Regions from separate parts of the Homo sapiens genome. Here region 1 is linked to region 2. A link is an interaction called in ENCODE POLR2A ChIA-PET data of the cell type or tissue named here. Cell type or tissue: PC-9. All regions are shown on one strand.

Region 1 (2,500 bases), 200 kb before region 2:
TTGTTTTTTTAGTTTGTTTGTTTTTTGTTTGTTTGTTTGTTTGTTTGTTTCTGAGATGGAGTTTTGCTCTTGTTGCCCAGGCTGGAGTGCAATGGCGAAATCTCGGCTCACTGCAACCTCCGCCTCCTGGGTTCAAACAATTCTCCTGCCTCAGCCTCCTGAGTAGCTAAGATCACAGGTGCCCACCACCACACCCAGCTAATTTTTGTATTTTTAGTAGAGATGGAGTTTCATCATGTTGGCCAGGCTGGTCTCAAACTCCTAACCTCAAGTGATCCTCCTGCCTCGGCCTCCCAAAGTGCTGGGATTACAGACGTGAGCCACCGTGCCTGGCCTGGCAGGGTGGGTTTTAACAAGGGAGAAGCAACGAGAACATTGGTCTAGTCTAGGAGGTTAGGGAAATGGTCACTGAGGAAGCGATCTTGTGATGAGAAGTTAAGGACGAAGAGGAGAATCAGTGAAGGGGGTTGAGGAGAGGGAGCATTCTAGGTCTTCTGCAGTCCCATCTGGCTTCCCAGCCTTCACCCAGCTAAGGCACCCAGCATTTCTCAGGATTCACACACATTGGCCTTGGCCAAATACCCCCCTACACTCTCCTTCTTCCCCTCCGGCCTCACTCTGAAGACAGCTAAGCTGTCTTCCTGGGGGCTTCCTGGTCAAGGCTCACTGTGCAAACTACAGACTATCACATAATCTCCTAACATGCCCCTGGGGCCCGCTGGTTAAAGCCTGAGAAGAGGATCTGCAAAGATCCCTTCCCACAGGCTGCAGAGCCCGTGCTCCACCGGGCTGAGGGCCAAGCTGGGAGTCCATAAGGACCCCTTCCCACAGGCTGCAGAGCCCCTGCTCCACCAGGCTGAGGGCCAAGCTGGGAGGACCTGAGGCACAGGAGCCGGGTTTCCTCCCTCACACTCCTGCGGAAGCTCAGCCCCCATGCTCCACCTGCTTCCTGTTCCGCGGGGAAGATTTCCTGGTCTGTTTCCTTGGCAGCTGTGTCTCATTTCCTCCTGCTGTGCCCGTGATGTCCTGGCCCAGTGTGACGAGGTGAGGCAGGCCCCTCCCCTGTGAGGTGTGCCATCTCCTGCCCAACTCCATTGCCCCAGATTCCAGAGAGCAGAGTCGGGGAAGTAGGCCCCACCCACCTTGGCCAGGGAGCAAGGGGAGGGAGTTCAGCTGCAGGATGCCTGGGCGTCAAGATGTCGTCAATGCCTCCAATATATACTGAGTGTCTACTACGTGCCAGGCATGATACCAGGCGCCAGGTGGCCAAAGCTAAGTGTTCTTCAAGAAGGCAGCTTTGGAGATGAGCCAGGTATACCTGGTGACTGAGCAGCCAACGCTATGTACACAGTGCTCTGGCAGCTCAGGGCCACTTACAGAAGGTCAGAGAGGCCTTCCTGGAAGGGATGACGTCTGAGCTGAGCTTGGAGGATGAATAGAAATTAGCTAAGGATAAGCTTGAAACCTCGTGGTGTGTGGATAAATGATAAACTATTCAGTAAAACTTGAAGATAAAGAATGAGGCAGGGCAGAGAGATGAGTCTGGGAAATAGGGAGGAATCAAGTGCTGGAGGATCTTAGAGGACCCCCAAGAAACTTGATTTTACCCCGTAGGAGGGTCGTTATCAGAACCACAATTCGATCAGGTCTTTTTGGCCTCAGGGTGGAAATGGTGTGAGTGGGCCATGCGGCGTGGGGCCGGGAGAACAAAGTGTGTGTCCTGGTGAGGAATCGGAACTGCCTGAGTTAGGGTGGTAAGACCAGAGAGCAAGGGCCAAGAAAACTGGCAGGACCACAGGACCAACTGGATGTGCTTCGCCTGGAATAGGAGCAGGGGGTGGAGCTGTGACCTTGGACAATCTCTCACACTCTCCAAACCTCAAGTTCATCATCTGTCAATTGCCTTCCCCCGACTAGAAGGAGCTGAGCTAATGGATGCAGTAAAAGCAGTGGGTGAGGGCAGTCATCGTGTTGCCATTTTAAAAAGGCTGTGAAACTACAAGCTGGTAGGGTCCCGGCCATGAGGAACCCGAGTCTTCAGTTTGGGGACAGAAGTAAGTGGGAGGGGGGTGTTATTGTTTTCTGTGGCTTACCCTGGAGCTGATAGGCTATACAGAGGCCATGACATCCCTCCCCCTGCCTCTGGACAGATGATCATTATCAGGTGGGGCATTGGCATCAGGAAGGAGCTGCCTGTCATTCAGAAAACATTTCTGGAGCCTCTAGTGGGGACAGGACTTTTGTTGGCCCCACTTAGCATATGGGGAGGCATAAGGCCAGATCTCTGCCTGCTGACAGTCACCCACCCTGACAGCCTCCCCACTTGGGCTTAGCTGGCCAGGTTGGGCCCCCCAGGAGGCAAAACCCTGCAAGGAGAACCCTCTGGGACAATGAGGTCACACTCTCTTTGGATCACGTGATTCAAGGTTCCCAGCTCCTCCTCATGTCATTTTCTTGTATCCAACCCCAATCTTTATGGCTAGAGGAGGACTTCCTTTTG
Region 2 (2,500 bases):
ATCATTCTACCAAAAACACTTTCACTGCAGTCACCAGTGACTCCCATTTTTCCAAAATCCAACTTACAATTTTTAGTACTTATTTTCCTTTTTTTTTTTTTTTTTGAGTCGGAGTCTCACTCTGTTGCCCAGGCTGGAGTGCAGTGGCGTGATCTCAGCTTACCACAGCCTCCGCCTCCCAGGTTCAAGCAATTCTCCTGCCTCAGCCTCCTAAGTAGCTGGGACTACAGGCGCATGCCACCATGCCTGGCTAATTTTTGTATTTTTAGTAGAGATGGGGTTTCACCATGTTAGCAAAGTGTTTTTAAGACTCATCCATGTTGTGTCATGTATCCACACTTCATTCCTTTTTGTGGCTGAATAATATTCCATTGTGTGGATATACCACAGTTTGTTTAGCTGTTCATCAGTTGATAGGTAGGCATTGAGTTGTTTTCACTTTTTGCCTATTATGAATAATGCTGCCATAAACATTCATGTACAAGTTTGTGTGTGGACATATGTTTTTTGTTCTCTGGGGTATATACCTAGAAGTGGAATTGCTGGGTCATATGGTAACTCTATGTTTGACTTTTTGAGGAATTGGCAAGCTGTTTTCCAGAGCAGCTACACCATTTTACATTCCTGTCAGCAGCATATGAGGGTGCCGATATCTCCACATTCTTTGTTTTTGTTTTTTTGAGATGGAGTCTCACTCTGTTGGCCAGGCTGGAGTGCAATGGTGCAATCTTGGCTCACTGCAACCTCCGCCTCCCAGGTTCAAGTAATTCTCCTGCCTCAGCCTCCTGAGAAGCTGGGATTACAGGTGCCCGCCACCACACCCAGCTAATTATTTGTTTGCATTTTTAGTAGAGACAGGGTTTCACCATGTTGGCCAGGCTAGTCTCGAACTCCTGACCTGCAGTGATCCGCCCACCTCGGCGTCCCAAAGTGCTGGGATTACAGGCGTGAGCCACACACCCAGCCCTTATAGCTCCACATTCTTGCTAACACTTACTGACCTCTTTTTTGTAATAGCTAGCTTAGTGGGTGTGAGGTGGTATCTCGTTGTGGTTTTGATTTTCATATTCTTAATGGCTAATACCAAGCATCTTTTCATGTGCTTATTTGCTATTTGTATGTCTTTATGGAGAAATGTGTATTCAAATCCTTGGCCCACTTTTAAAATCAGGTTATTTGTCTTTTGTTGTTGAGCTTTAAGAGTTTTTTAATAATTCTGAATATTAGACCCTTATCAGACACATGATTTGAAAAATAGTTTCTCTCATTGTATGGGTTGCTGTTTTGCTTTCTTGAAAATATTCTTTGAAGAACAAAAGTTTTCCATTTTCATGAGGCATCATTTATCTAGTTTTTTCCTTTGGCTACTTGTGCTTTAGGTGCTGTATCTAAGAAATTATTGCCTAATCCAGGGTCATGAAGACTTACTCCTGGAATTCCTTCTAAATTTTTTTTTAGTTTTAGGTCTTTGTTCCATTTTTAGTAAATTTTTGTACATGGTATGAGGTAGGCAGTCTAACTTCATTCTTTTACATGAGAATATCCAGTTGTTCCAGCATCATTTGCTGAAAAGACTATTTTTTCCCCCACTGAATTGTCTTGGCACTCTAGGAAATCAATTGACTATACATATATGAGTTTCATTCTAGACTTTCAGTTCTATTCCATTCTTCTATATGAGTTTCTTTCTAGACTTTCAGTTCTATTCCATTCTTCTATATGTCTATCCTTGGCCAGTACCACATTGTTTTGATTACTGTAGCTTTGTAGTAAGTTTGGAAATTGGGAAGTGTGAGTCCTCCAACTTTGTTCTTTTTCAAGGTTGTTTTGGCTACTCTGTGTCCTTTGCATTTCCATGTGAATTTCAGGATTCGTTTGTTAATCTCAGATTGAATTTTGCTAGGGATTGCATTGAATCTGTATATCAATTTAGAGAGTATTGCCTCTTAACAATGTTAAGTCTTCCAATCCATGAACAGGCATGCCTTTATCTAAATATTCTTTCATTTCTTTCAGTGATATTTTGCAGTTTTTCAGCATATGAACCTTGTACTTATTTTGTTAAACTTAGTTTTTATACTGTTCTAAACTGAATTGTTTTCTTAATTTCTCTTTTGAGTTATAGATTACTAGTGTATAAAAATACAATTGATTTTTTGCACATTGATCTTATATCCTGCAGACTTGCTGGGCTCACTTATCAGCTCAATTGGTTTTACAATCTCTTCTTAATCTGTATTTCTATCCATATCAGTCTCCTGAGTTCCAGACCTTTACTTCCAACCACGTTTGGATGTTTCCACTTAGTTGACCTCATAGAGATATCTCTAACTTAATATGTCCAAAATTAAAGTCATCCCCTTCACCCCACTTACAACAAACACACAAGCCAACCTTTTCCCTTCTGCAGTTTGCGTATCTCAGGTATTATCATTTGCCTGGTTGCCCAAGCCTCTAATACGAGAATCATCTTTGATTCCTCACTGTTTCACCCTGTATA

The links. Peaks named below come from ENCODE experiments on the same cell type or tissue, not always from the same donor. Only the 100,000 strongest peaks of a DNase experiment are listed, where the experiment ranks them.
Region 1: POLR2A ChIA-PET joins it to region 2 with 6 read pairs; 3 of 35 experiments call an interaction of 5 or more read pairs at or near these places.

What each region holds. Positions count from the first base shown.
Region 1 is chr1:201,596,791-201,599,290 of GRCh38, forward strand. The region is part of intron 2 of NAV1 (neuron navigator 1); the gene reads left to right. Among named protein-coding and RNA genes, the nearest start is that of NAV1, 59 kb to the left of the region's middle. In PC-9, no CTCF peak of the experiment used is centred here; a DNase peak (open chromatin) is centred at 1,301.
Region 2 is chr1:201,795,661-201,798,160 of GRCh38, forward strand. The region is part of intron 19 of NAV1 (neuron navigator 1); the gene reads left to right. All of the region lies in intron 2 of IPO9-AS1 (IPO9 antisense RNA 1), which reads right to left. Among named protein-coding and RNA genes, the nearest start is that of MIR1231, 12 kb to the right of the region's middle. In PC-9, no CTCF peak of the experiment used is centred here; no DNase peak of the experiment used is centred here.